Regions from separate parts of the Homo sapiens genome. Here region 1 is linked to region 2. The links are chromatin contacts, found by Hi-C or POLR2A ChIA-PET in ENCODE. All regions are on one chromosome and are shown on one strand. Each heading gives the region's core, a stretch centred on a gene start or an enhancer-like site at or near the end of the contact. The rest is flanking DNA. Distances are from core to core; before and after follow the strand shown. Region 1 overlaps SETBP1 (SET binding protein 1). Region 2 overlaps SETBP1 (SET binding protein 1).

The links. A loop is a pair of places that touch in the nucleus more often than their neighbours do. ChIA-PET counts read pairs that join two places held with the same protein, here RNA polymerase II (POLR2A). Pooled maps may share reads with other maps.
Region 1: a loop to region 2 is called in a map of Caco-2, with 2.5 times the contacts of the local background. The contact joins two enhancer-like sites. A Hi-C loop is called at or near these places in 3 of 168 maps with a recorded cell type or tissue (Caco-2, endothelial cell of umbilical vein and sigmoid colon), 8 of 37 single-sample maps with no recorded cell type and 8 of 50 pooled maps. POLR2A ChIA-PET finds 5 or more read pairs at or near these places in 10 of 52 experiments (B cell, GM12878, OCI-LY7 and 5 more).

What each region holds. Positions count from the first base shown.
Region 1 is chr18:44,768,900-44,776,145 of GRCh38, reverse strand. The region is part of intron 2 of SETBP1 (SET binding protein 1); the gene reads right to left. Among named protein-coding and RNA genes, the nearest start is that of SETBP1, 92 kb to the right of the region's middle. Within about 2 kb of position 4,110, at least 6 of the 41 ENCODE cell types and tissues checked have a DNase peak (open chromatin) inside an H3K27ac peak, as active enhancers do.
Region 2 is chr18:44,731,262-44,737,835 of GRCh38, reverse strand. The region is part of intron 2 of SETBP1 (SET binding protein 1); the gene reads right to left. Among named protein-coding and RNA genes, the nearest start is that of SETBP1, 54 kb to the right of the region's middle. RefSeq lists an enhancer at 3,424-4,623. Within about 2 kb of position 4,280, at least 11 of the 41 ENCODE cell types and tissues checked have a DNase peak (open chromatin) inside an H3K27ac peak, as active enhancers do.

The sequences.
Region 1 (7,246 bases), core at 2,861-5,360, 38 kb before region 2:
AGTACCTTCATGATGGGTACCTTTTCATAATACCCTCCCTCTCACCTGCCAGGGCAGCTACACACAGATAGCCACACCTCCGGACTTCATAGGAGATGAGAGAGAAATACAAGTCAATTACAACTACGTTAAAACGGCTCTGTCCATTGAACATTGAAGGGCAATTAAGGGATAGAGACAGGATAGGGCCATTCAGAAAAGAAAACATGATCCCATTTGGACAGTTTATGTAGAGATCAAAGTGCAAAGAAAGTGGCTTGAGCAGGGATCTGCTTCTCTGGACCACAAATCCATCATGTATCTATGATCTATGCAGGCAATGAGTGAGACGGCCCTTAAGGTCTCTTCCAGCTCAGGTAGTCTTTAATCTCGTTATTCTAAATCCAGTCTCTATGACTCACTGTTTTTTAGTGTTGGACAACGAAAAAAAAAAAAAAATGGTGCTCTCTACACTTGGAAATTCCTAAACTGACCTAAACATGAAAAGTACGCTCCATCCTAATCACCTGAATTGAGTGAAGGAATTAAGAGGTAAAACAAAAAACTATAGAAAAAAAACAAATTAGAAAGTAAGGAGACAAAATTATATTTTATTCATTTCTTGAAAACAACACTATGGAGGAAGTGATGGTAGGGAAAAAGAAAAAGAAAAAAAAGTAGCCAGAACTGAAGTACTGAATTCTTACAGGAACTCAGTGAGAAAGAGAAAAGATTCTAGACTTCATAAACCTTATGTTACTTCCCTGGAAACCTTCCTGCCTTCCCAGGCTATGTTACTGTAGCATCTTCTACATCCTGCTAACTGCAGGTATCACATAGAAATATCCATGTTGACTGAGTTAACTGTCTCTCCCAGAAGATGGTGAACACCTTGAGGACAAGGAGAACATCTTATTCAACTTTGTCAGTGTAGGACCTTGCCCAGAGCCTCTATAAAGTAACTGACCAAAAAATATTTTGAATCAATGAGCCATGAAACTATACCCCCAATAGCAATTTAAAGAAAAAAGGATCCAGGACACAGGCTAAAGGTTTTGATTTCTGGTGAGACCTTTAGTAGCAATGCAAGGTGCATTGATTTGAAGGTATCAGCATTTTCATAGTTTTCATCAGCATTTTCAAGAAAGTTAAAAAAAAATTCTAAATTTACCTCTAGGAACCTTTCCATTAGCCTAGCTCCAAAGCATTATATCAAATTTGAAGTGCTCTGACTAAGGAAAAAGAAAAAGGAAAAAAAAAAAACACCAAGTAAAAGCATAGAATCTCAGGAATCTATTGCTAAACTCCTAGAGACCTGTAACTCACTCAAATTGAGAGGGTACAGTCATTTGTCTCAATGAGGGTCGACAGTATATGCTCTGGGATCAGGTGACCCAGGTTCAAATCCTGGCTAGGACCCTTCCAGACTGTATAACTATTTTCGGGCTGAGGTTGAAGAATATTTTCCAGAGTGTCTGTAGAAGAGTTAGATTAGATTACTCACAAGTGACCTCCAACTCTGAGTTTTCATAATCCCATGTGCTCGCACCCTATCCACAAATCATCTACTGCCAGGTCACATTCTACATGACAACTCTTGCCAGTCTCCTCTACACGTCCTACTTGTGATCACCACCTATAGCAGTGATCCATCAGAGGATGCTCATGCTAGGAGGGATAAAGATCCAAGATGGGTCATCAGCATGTCTTTGCATTTATTTTATAAGATGCATATATCTAAGCCTCCTACACCCACACACCCCCACACTCACACCCACACACACACACACCCACACACACATACACACTCAAACACATATACTCTCTCCTGAAGGGTACTTCCAAGGATCAAGGTCAGAAATGTATGTTTCAATAAAGTTCCTCAGATGGAACAATTTTCTATGGCTTCGCCCCTCACTCTGACTGAGACTCTCCTGACTGTGCCAGGATCCATGCGTACATCAAAAGAGGCAGTAAAACCTGTCCTAATTTTAAGATTAAAATCTTCAAAGTCACAGGGTCAGCTCATAGTAAACCAAACAAATTTCTAGGAGGAATTGGTGTATAAATCTTGGGCCTCCCTTCCTCTTTCTCACATTGTCCTCAATAACTATAATCTACCACTGGCTCAAACTTTTGTTTTCAATCTGATTGAATGGCCATGTTGTCCCCAGGCACCTATAAGTGGTTGTGGTAGGAAACTAGAAGTATGTTAACATGTCACCTAGGAGCTATGCCTTTTACCTCACCATGCCATGCCAAAAGAGGACATACAGTCAGAGAGGGGGAAGAAAGACACACACACACACACACACACACACACACACATAAACAGAGAGAGACAGAGAGAGAGAGAGAGAGAGAGAGAGAGAGGCTGGTTGAGATTAATACTTGGAACCTAAGGTATGAACCTACTTTTATCACATTCTCTTCGGCTAGCCTGAGATATTCTGCAGGCCCCCAGTGGTTGGACTGGGTTTTTGTTTACTTGTTTGTTTGTTTTGGTTTGGGTGTTATTTTCCATCAGTTGGGAATACACACTTAAAGAGTGGAACTCTAATATCCCACTACCACTTCTCTATATTCTAGGAGCAAGAAGACAGTTTGTTTCTATTGACGTTGCAAAAATGTGTTAAAAACATAACTTCAATGCTCTGTTGTGAAGAAGAGGGGAGGGAGGTGCCCAGCAGACCCCACAGTTCTCTGGAGTCAGCTCTGCAGTGTCTCCTGGGGTTCCTCTTTACCTGCTTTCCTTGTGCTTGTCTGTGAGCCAAGCTTGCTATGATTCCTTTGGGGCCATGTCTGTAACTAAGGCCCACTGGTAGGTTTCAAAGCTACAGAGCACTCCCTCCATGGCCATCCCTCAGTTCCAGGAAGATCACTCACAGCACATGATACATCAGGAGAGAAAAACTGTGCATGCCCACTAATAGATAGTGCAGAGATCTAGGGCACCTTAGTGTATATGCTATGCTTCCTCTATGGACTGTCTATACATTTATTTTTTTAATTACTGTAGATTTTAGATGGATAATTATGAACCCTTATTCAATAGGAGTAGGTGGGAGAGGAAGATAAGGTAAGCAGCAACAATCCATTCAAGGATCCACATGAACAAAGCGTCTTTGGTCTTCAATGAATACCAAGAAAGTAAAAGGAATTTAAAGACCAAATTACCTTTGCTAGATATTTCTATACAAAAAGGCACAGTTCATACCTCCAAAAATCCAACTGAATTATGAAAATATGAATAGAATAAAAGATTCTTTCAGGTAGAAGACGCTTAAGGAGGAATCATGTTAAGATCTAACATGTTTTGAGGGTCTACACTCTGCCAGGGATTATTCCAGGAATTTCTATATTGATTACTATATTTAATTCTCAGAATGTTCCCCACGAATCCCATTAAACAGATGAGAAAACTGAGGTGCAGAAACATTAAGAAACCTGGGTAAGGTTATCTGGTAGTATCTAGTGGAGCTGGATTCAAACCAGTTCAGTCCAAGTGCAAAGCTCAAAGCTTAAGCACGGCACATAATTACTTGGGAGGATGACCAAGAACAGACGCATCACTCTGCTGAAGAGTGGAATTTTCCTTTAGCCCTGGGGTTACGCTCTTATGAAAATACCCCCAGGATCTGAAGAAGCCTCAGAGCCAAGAATGTTCCTCTCCCTGACGGGCACCAGCATTCCCAGGGATGCGGTTCCCAGTCCCTGCTGGGCCAGGGCAGGACTCCAAAGGAGGGGATGCGTTCTCCAGCCAGTGCAGGAGGCCTAGCCCTGTGCTCTCCAGGCAGATGTGGGTCCTCGAGGTGTTTTCTTTCCTTTTTCTTATTTAAAGAAAAAACAAAACTCTACACACTCCCCACATGTGAAATGGCGCTCGCACTGCTGCCAGACAATAATTTTACAGTCACACGATGACCCTTGAGCAAAGAAAAGAGGAAAAGCCTGCACCCCACCCAATCCAAGCCCAGGAGAGTCAACCTTTGGAAAAGCCCAGGTCACAGAAGATCAAACTCACATGCTGAGGAACAACAGGAGGTGGGGAGGCTGGGGCGGGGGAGAGGATGGGGAAAGAGGAAGCATAAAGTTTAAAGGTCAAAACAAATGTCAACCTAACACCAGTACTGTATGAACAGCACACAGCCTCACTGCTAGACAAATAAATGCTGCCGGGGAGGCAAGGTATCAAGAGGTTTTATTAACTCTCTTCCTGGAATCGTACACATAGGAAGTCTGTTCCATCATATAAGCTGCAAAGCACAATATTTATCCCTTGGGGGGGAAATCATGGAGCTGATATTGAATCTACAATACAGAGTTTCTCCTCCATTCCCTTCCCAGCCAGCCTCTGTTCTTGCTGCACCTCCAGGGGCCTGTGAGCAGGAAATACCCACGTTGATTTTGATAAGAGTGGAAAGGGCTGCATGCTGATGAGAATTCAGGGCACAACCCTGCCTCCACCTTCTGCTCTTTCCCAGGCATAACGTGGTCCCTCTGAGCCCAAGGGAGGCCCGAGATGAATGGCATCCACATGTCCTCCTCACCGTGGGTGTCTCTGACCCTGTGTCCAGTTCTGTGGGGATCCCAACTCTGTCTTAGGGACTTACATAAAAAATGTCCTTTTGCAGAGCCCAAAGCAGTTAAAGAGAAATCACTGGATGGATGGTCTGGGCCTGGCCCCTTTGCAGGGTCTTTTGGATGAGCTCTCTGCCTATTCTCATTGTGCTTGTTATGTTAGCTGCTCATCTAACAGTTTCACCCTCAGAAACTCTGGTGAGGGTCCTCTTTCAGTAACGGGACCTGACACCACCTGTGCACCCATGCACCATCTAGACCAGGTAGACGAAACCACACCAGCCTCTGTGAGGGCTCACAAAGACACTTAATTGCAGAAGTCCCAGAATTCTCACTCTCAATCCTACCATCCAAAGAATGCTCTAGACTGTCCCTAACTCCTAGTAGATCCTGAAGTTTCACCCTCAGAAGTTCTGCATCAGTAGATCTGGAGTGGATCCTGGGAATCTGTATTTATGAAAAATTCCCAGGTAATTCTGATGCAGCCAGCAACCCCAACAGCAGGCTGAAAATGAGTGACATAGGCTATCAGAGATCATGGTATTGGCCTCCCTGCAAGGTGAAATCAATAGTCTAGAGTGGGCAGCTCAATATGCAGCAGGCCACTGTGATGGCCATGATGAACCTCACATGACCCAGAACCCTCATTCTAAGGGCCACACAGTTCTCTATATTGCCTTCCGGTGACAATCCTGGGTCTGGAGTCACACCTCCACCTTCTGTTCTCAGGCATTCTCTGATTCCAAGAATGCCTTCTGGAATCCAACTTTTCTTGCTCCCACCCTACTGTCAGGAAATATTTGACTCTACATTCTAGTGCATAATGCCTCCCACACTTTCTGATAAGATTTGGTTTACTGAGCTCCCAGACATCTGTATAGTTATCACCTACAATTGAAGACTTTTAAAGGAATGGCGCTAAATCTTTTGTGGGCTGTTCCTGAACAATTAAGGCTGAAAAATGTTTTGCTCTGGCAAGTGTGAAAACAAAAACAAAAACAAAAACAGGGTGAGATATTTGTCATGAAACATCCAAGTGCAATAGATGAAAACACGAATCCACTGCATATCCCAAGGACACTTCAAAAATACCAAAATTCTAGACTAAAAGGATAAATCAAAGGTGAAAATAGATAAAATAGGTTAAAAATAAACCAAATAAAGGAGGTGAACTTGGAAGATGTTTGATGTCTAACTGATCAAGAGCCACAGAAGTAAGGACATTAACCCACCATCTCACCCAGGATCAGCCTCAGGCAAACCAAGGAGGTGCTGTTTTCTTCCAGGCTCCCAGCCAATACTCAGCACGTTTTACTTATGGCTCTATGCTCTCTCTCATCCAAACATGCTAGCCATAGGGTCCTTATTCTCTTTTCAATTGCTTCCACAGAAACTCTTCTCATTAACATATCAGTTATCAGTCATTAATATTTCAGTTCGAATAGAAATCAGTATTATCTCTCCTGTAGAATTTGCATTCTGTGTTTGATTTCTCAAAAGAGCTGGGAGGAGGGGAAAGAGGAAATGGAAAGCAGCGTTTTCCTCTTCCTTTTGAAAGAATTTCAGGATCCACTAGGAGTCAGGGACAGCCTAGGGCTTTCTTTAGATGGTTCAGTTGAGAGTGAGAATTTGAGGATTTCTGGAATTGTCTTTGTGAGGCCACACAGCAGCTGGTGTGCCTTCATGTACATGGTCTAGATGGCACATGGGTACACAGGTGCTGTCGGTCTCGATGCTAAAAGATGACCCTCAGCACAGCAGCATATGTATGTGAGTGGCTGAAGATGCCAGCAAGACTCTGCCTTTTCCCTCCATGGCCACAGAAAGGTGGCACTTCATGAACTTCTATATAGCATAATAGTGGTTGTGCATGTGACTTCCTTTTTTGTTTGTATTTGATTTCCTTATAAGAATAGTTATGGGAAAGAATAAAGCTTTGAATTCTCTACTCTCCATTCTCAACAAGTAGATACAGAAATACACACTCAATACTCACTTCTGGACCCTGAAATGCACCTAACATAGAAGAAAAGAAGAAAGAATTTAGACAATCAGAATGTATTGGAGAACTTGGCTTAAGCCAAGGCAATCTAAATAGGTATCTTTTAATGGACACATTCCTAAGAAATCATCATTCAGTAAGAGCAGAGATAAACAGCACATTCTGAAAGGAACTTCTTGTGGTCTGAAAAAAATATCAGGACTTTTGTATTTTGAACCTTTTGCTCCCAAGGGACTTGCATTTGTTAGAACCAATACTAAAGAGTAAAGACTTGTTTCAGGCTAAGTCCAAAGCTTCCCGAGGTTGAGCTACCATGGAAAGAAATAAAAAATGGCATCAAGACGTAAAAAGGGACATGTGTTAAGTAGAAATTCTCTACCCAGATTCCCATGGAAAGTCCAACTGCTGGGACCCTTGAATTCATTGTAGATGAGAGTTCCTTTTCTGGACCAACCACCAAACCAAAAGCAAGCCCCAGCACCCTCTCCAGCCTCCTTGGTTCAGCCCTGAGCAGTTAGCTGACCCTTCATCTTGTTTTTTTCTCCTCTCTTCCCTGCCATTTTAGTGTACCTCCCACCTCTGTTACTGAAGAAAAACCACAAGCAGGTATGTTATACCCAACAGGTCCCACTGTCCAACTCTTTTCAGAGGGCTGTTGCAGAGACAAAAGAGTCTATCTGCCCA
Region 2 (6,574 bases), core at 3,031-5,530:
AATCAGCTGAAAGTTACTCAATCGGGTTGGAAAGGCCCAACACAACTACACTTCTAAGGCTAAGAATCCCTGTTCTGGAACTTCCAGCCAGCTATTGGAAACTCACTGCCTACAAAGGCAACTCATTCCAGCTTTGGAAATTTCTAGCTTTAAACTCTGAGATTATGTAGCCTAATGCCTTCATCCTACAGACAGAAGTCAGGCCTAGTGAAGTGACCCTTCTAAGGTTACACACTCAGGGCAAACCAGAGTTGGAAGTAGAATCTGTGTCTTCTAAATTCAAATCTAGTGGATTTTACACTCTACATCATGTGCCTTCTCATAAGGTAATCTGGTCACCAGCTTGTACAATATTAAGTAAGCACAGTGTACTCCCAAGGCAAATCAGTAGTTGGGTGTGTGTGTATATATGTCTGTAGCCAGCCTATGAGTCTATACACCAGGGAGAAACCAGTCCTCTCCCCAGGGCAGGTAACCAAATACTGGGCATCTGTATCCAAGTGGGCTATACTCACCTCAGACACCAGTCCACTCCACTTCTAGAGACTAACACGTTGCTCTTTCAGTCAGCCAAGAAGTTTGTGCCTGACAGTGAAAGCTGTTACTGCTGGATCATAGATGTGAGTCTTCACAGGAGGCCTGTCCCAGACAAACTCAACACAGGCCTCTAGCAAGCCAGGCCTGCTGAGGAGTTCCAACTGAGCCACTTGCCAGACTTGCAACTGAATTTGCCTCTCTTTCTCATCCTGAGCTTTTAGACCTCAATATCATTCATTCATCATTTATTCTTTTACAAAGATGTACCAAGTGTCTACGGTCTACCAGGCCCTGTGTTCAACACTGGAGATATACTGAGGAAAAAAGACTGAAAGAAGGAGGGCAATGAAGTGTGTAAGAGAGAGAGAGTGAGCACAGAGGACACAGTGGCTAAGTTTGCCTGGGGCACAATGGAGATAAGAGTAGGCTTTATGAAACACTTCCAGATAAAACTCCCTTTCCAGCAATACCTCTTTTCCAAAGAACTGCAAAGTCATGCAAACTGTATGAGCAAGTCAGTCAACAAATAATGCATTAAGTATTCTAAGTGCACTGTGGGTTATGAGAGAACTGTACGTAGAAACTTCTGTTTTGATCCTTTTTCAGTAATTAAAGTGATAAAATATATACACAACATCATATTGTATATAATTGAAATATATGCTGATTTCAAAGGAGCATGAAAAATGGAAAGAGTGAAGTAGGATAGAATCTACATTACCAACCATGTGGCACAAAAAAGAGAAATATCACAGTGGGTTGATGTTATCAAGGTAAGTTTTCTAGACAAGATGACAGTATCTTCCCAACTTAGGGTAATGACATCCTTATGTCTATAAAACTGATCTCTCCAATAACAGTGTCAATTTTAAAGACTTGTCTTGTGTTCTTTTGCATACCCTACAGAGCTTAAGTAAACAGACGTGATCTCACTCTGTTGCCCAGTATAGAGTGCAGTAGTATGCAATCATGACTTGCTGCAGCCTCGACCTCCCAGGCTCAAATGATCCTTCTTCCTCAGCATCCTGAGTAGCTGGGATGACAGACGTGCACCACCATGCCTGACTAACTTTTTTTATAGAGAAGGGATCTCTCTATGTTGCCCAGGCTGGTCTCAACCTCCTGGGTTCAAGCGATTCTCCTGCCTTGGCCTCCCAAAGTGCTGGGATTACAGGCATGAGCCACTATGCCCAGCCTGACCTTCTTAATGATATGGCATTTCCCTTTGTGGCTATTCCAAAAGACCAGTAGAGTGACCTGCATTTGGAGGTAAAAATGTTCTTCATGATTCTAAGGCAGCAGCAGCTGATAGTGACTAAAACAAGCCCCACAAAATGTTATCTTTCCCTCCCACCACAGCAGCTGAAGATAGCAGTATATGTTCCTCAGGCTGAAACTGCCCAGATGTTTTATGAAAAAGGACTCACCAGAAGCCAACCTGGAGCATCTTTCTGATGAGTTTCCTTGAACACGAGAGCAGCAGGTAAGAAATATCTTATACCATTCTGTCCCTGGCAGAACTTGTGTTAAGTCATGGACTACTAGTAGGCGTAGGTGAGACAGGAAGGGGAATGCATCCTTACAGTTTTGATCTAGAATCTTTTCTAAAAGTGTTCCTGATCCTTTTCATTTTTATCCCAGGAAGACTGGGCCACTCCAGCATCTGACCCTCCCTGTGCCCTGGAGCACCTATCATAGGTACCCCCGCCTAAGCCATTGTCTGTCTCTCTTCTTAATGTTTAGTCTTGCAGATGTTTGGGTGTTTGTTACTATCATGTCTGTTCAGTTGAACTTTTATTTGCTAAAATGTATTGTGCAATGGCAAGCAGAATTAGTCTCATTAAATAATAGAATCAAAGAACCTAGAGATAGAAAGGAAATTTAATAGATCATCTGGTTCAGATCTCTAACTACAAGCAATTGATGCAACCTTAGTTGTAAGGAAGAAACAGCTGAGCCCAGGAAATTATGTGACTTACCCAAGGCTAAACTGCCAGCAACTGAAAAAAGAAGAACTAAAATTCAGGTCTCCTGCCTCCTAATGCAGAGCCAAGCTGGGTCTGTATCCTCAATTGATTTCAGCACACATGACCACAGATGAATCTTCAAGCACATTTTCAACAGGATTTAGCAACATGGACTAAATCCTCTGCATCTATACCAACACTCTTTCTTGGGATTAATGAATATTGAGAAACATCATTGAGGTGTGGCTTTCCAACTTTACAATATTATATTAGTGAATATCTCTAAGTAGAATTCTATGTAGACTTATAAATAACTCTCTTCTTACTGGATAGCAAAACTCCTTAGGAGTAGAAATGGAACATAACACACTTCGATATTGTCTAAAACTTAATCATATAGAGTCAATTTGTATTTATTGAGTACTTCCTATGTGATATGCTGTGGGAAATGCCAATAAATTAAACCCTTTATCCCCAAGATAATTTCTAACCTAAATAAGAGAAAGCAACATAAAATGTAATAAAATAAGTGAATTTTAAATAGTCCAAAAGAAGAAACGTAACAATGGAGGGACACATTTTGCCAGGAAATGACTGTTACTGCGGAGAGGTGCTCTAGAAGTTTAGAGGTAAGGAAGGCATGAGCTGAGGACACCAGGAAGGAAGGGGATTCTTCAAGGAGAGGTAAGTATTGACTAGATAGGGAGAGAGAGGAGACATTTAAGGTCAGAGCAATGTAAACAGAAGTATGGAAGTGGGAATTGGAAGTGTGGTCAGGGAATTCACGGAAGTCAGAAACTGGTAAGAGATAAGTCTTTAAATAACATTTCAGGTGAAATGGGAAGATCCTAGAATGTCAAACTAAATTTTTTCACTTTCTTTTTATGTCTTGCAAGAACAATGGTATTAACAAGGGCCTAAGTTGATTCATACACACTCCCAGAATATACAGGAGAGCTGGAATAGCAGACAGCTAGGACACACATGCAGTCTTCAGGAAGGCCCAGGGAAGAAACGAATACTAGCAGAGAGTACGAATTTAATTAATAGCTCATGAATGACAAATCCAGATACACTGAAGGGCAAAGAAATCCTCTCAAGCAATAAGCAATGCATCTTACTCACCCTTATAGCACATTTACCATTTACAAATTCTTATACTGCCTATCTGAGATTTTATTCTGTTATTTCCTTTTAGAAATGATCTCAACTAGTGTACTAGAAAGCCCCTGGACCAGGCCTCAACAGGGTCTGATTTTCAGGGCTTGTCCTCATTTGCTTCAGTGTGTGACTTTTGCCCCCATCATTACTCACTCCCCCAGCTCTGTGAAGGCCCTGAATTGTGATGGGAGAAGGGAACTTTTGGACCGGGCAGATCCTGTGATGAATGCCCTCAGGGTCTCAGCCACACATCTGTGGATTTGCAAATCATTCATAGGCTGATCAATTTCCTCATCTACACATGAAGATGGCAGCCTGGTCAGAAGGAACAGAAGGGGAGACCTGCTACTCCCTAATGGACAGGAATAGGGCCTCTCCCAGCCACTCCCCAAAAAAGCTGATTAATCTTTAAAATTTCTCAGGGACACCGTGCAATTCAAAGGCCACAGTCCCCTTGATGGAACACTGAAAGAGGGTTTTTGTTTTCCACAAAAAGGGAAATTGAGGTTTTTGTGGTGAAAGAGAAGGATGTAAAATCAGCCACGTAGTGGTTTATTCACAGCCTGACCCCTCCCCAAACCCACAGGGATACTGGAGCTGCGACTCATCTCTTCTCATGAGTCATGTGGACTTGCATGGGCCTGGTGGAGTTAGGAAAGAAAACACCAGACTCCACAGTGTGCACAAGCATTTGGGGACAGAGATGTGATCCAAAGATGGAGAGATACAGTTCCTTGACTTTAATGTGGAGAGACAGGCCGGAAGACAGGACTGTCCAGATCTAATAGAACCGACAGGTCGTCTCTCAAAGGGCCAGAGAGTGGCTATCACATTTGGGGCTTGTTATTTGAGCCGTCAGAGCCGACTTTTCCACTGACATCCCCAACTTCCAAATTAATTATTTACTTACCAGAGATTCAGCTTGGCCATGTCAGACAGAAATAACAGGGGGTGTTGTGTAGCTCAGATGAGCTGGCATTCAAACAGTAAAAGAGGACATCACTCAGACCACATGCCCCTCTCTGGTTCAGAGGGAGCCACTTGTGAGATTTAGAGGTCTCTAAGATCCCTACACCTTCCCTCATCTAGGTCTGGAGCTAGAAAGAGATTGCTGTGCTGATCCCAGGACTTCTTGTGGGAGTTGTTTTTCTGATTATTTTTTTTTTCCTGGCCCAAACCAGAATCCTGAGGGAGAATTTATTCTCTGACTCTGGTTTTTGAGAGTTTGAAATCCTAAGTGAAAGGTGCGAGCTGCCGGTAGGGCCAGGGCAGGAGGGGCTCAGCCATCACTGTAAGCTCTGTTTGCCGCAGAAGGACAGGTGTTGAGTTACACACTTGGGGAATGTGAGCGCCAGGAAGGGACCTGGTGGGTGCCAGCCAAAGTAGCGAGGTCAATACCTCCTTCTGTACTGGTTCTTCCTGGAGACCAAAAAAACAAACCATCCCTTGGCTTCAGGTTCCTGAAAAGACCTGAACTGTTCTTGTTTACTGTTCTAAGGGGCTGCATAGCACTTCTTTTTAGAGTAATTTATTTCATTGACTTCAAGACCTCAGAAAGGCAGCAGTATATGCATTGAGGGCTAAATAGGGCATGTTTACAGAGCACTTATTCTCGGCAGAAGGGTCTAAATAAATGCAACATACAATATGGCTGCTCCTGTCCATTGCAAGGGTGAGAAATAGCACTAACGTCTTGTTTTGACTAACGTCTTCACTTATATATCCGTCGGGACACAGGCTTTGGGTTTCCTCCTTTACTGGATGTCTGCTCAGCACAGCAAGTTCCCGGAGCTAGGAATTTTTGATCGTACATGCAGAAGACATCAGGGGTTTAGGGCGTCTGCAGTCAAGTCGTAGCATGTTAAAGAAAATACAATTGCATAGCCCTGCTCAGCTTCAAGGAGCAGTAAGCTAAATTCCAAGAATATCATATTTAGTCACAAAGTTCAACCAATTCAGGACTCATAACGAGGGTATGTGATCGTCTATCTGAGTGGTAATCAACTTTCTTAGGTCAGCTTCTATTTTAAATCCTTCATGCAAAGAGTCCAGCATATTTGCATACTCACACAGACACATTGCTCATCAAATAGAACTAGACAGCCTCAACACAAAAACTGAGAACATGCACCTCACACACACCAGCCACTGGGTATTTCATAATAAAGAAAAATGGGATCAAACAAGGCATTAGGAAGAGAAAAACAGGTTCAGCCAGATGCTATGGAAATCCTGATTCTTATCAGGGCAAACAATCAGAATTACTATGATGCTTCTTAGGGAGAGTCTACTCTGAACAGACACAGAATATTGAGAATATTGTATTTCATACTGTCTTCACGTGGACCAGGCAATTAGAATTATGCCCGTTTGATAGATGAGGAAAGTCAGGTTGAGAGAGCACGTGTTTGTCGGGTGGCAGAAACAGGAACTAGACCAATGTCTGTTTAATTGCAGTCAGTCACTCAACTTCAGGTTATGGAGCATATAAGGATATGTGTGTGTGTGTGCGTGCGCGTGTGTGTGTGTGTGTGTGTGTAAAGAACCATTTTCCTCCCTTCTAAAATCAGAATAATTCCATTAGCCCCAGGGTCTAGTAGAATAAAATATAAAACTATCATGACCAACATTTTTATTCACAAATCAAAACAATTCTAAGTTTGGTTAGATCGAGATGAAGCCATAATCACAACCCAGGTCTCTTGGCTCCTAACTCAGGGCTCTTCCAGACAGTAGACAAAAACCCACATGGATTCTGACAGTCTCATAAACCTCTCTGCGGACCCTGTTTTCTGTCAGTTTAGCGAGTGGTGCCTCTCCCGCCTGTGGCCATGTGGAAAAAGCACAGCTTCTGCAAAGCCTGATCATCTGGGCTGGCCTTAGTGACTGTGCTTAGTCAACAGAATGTG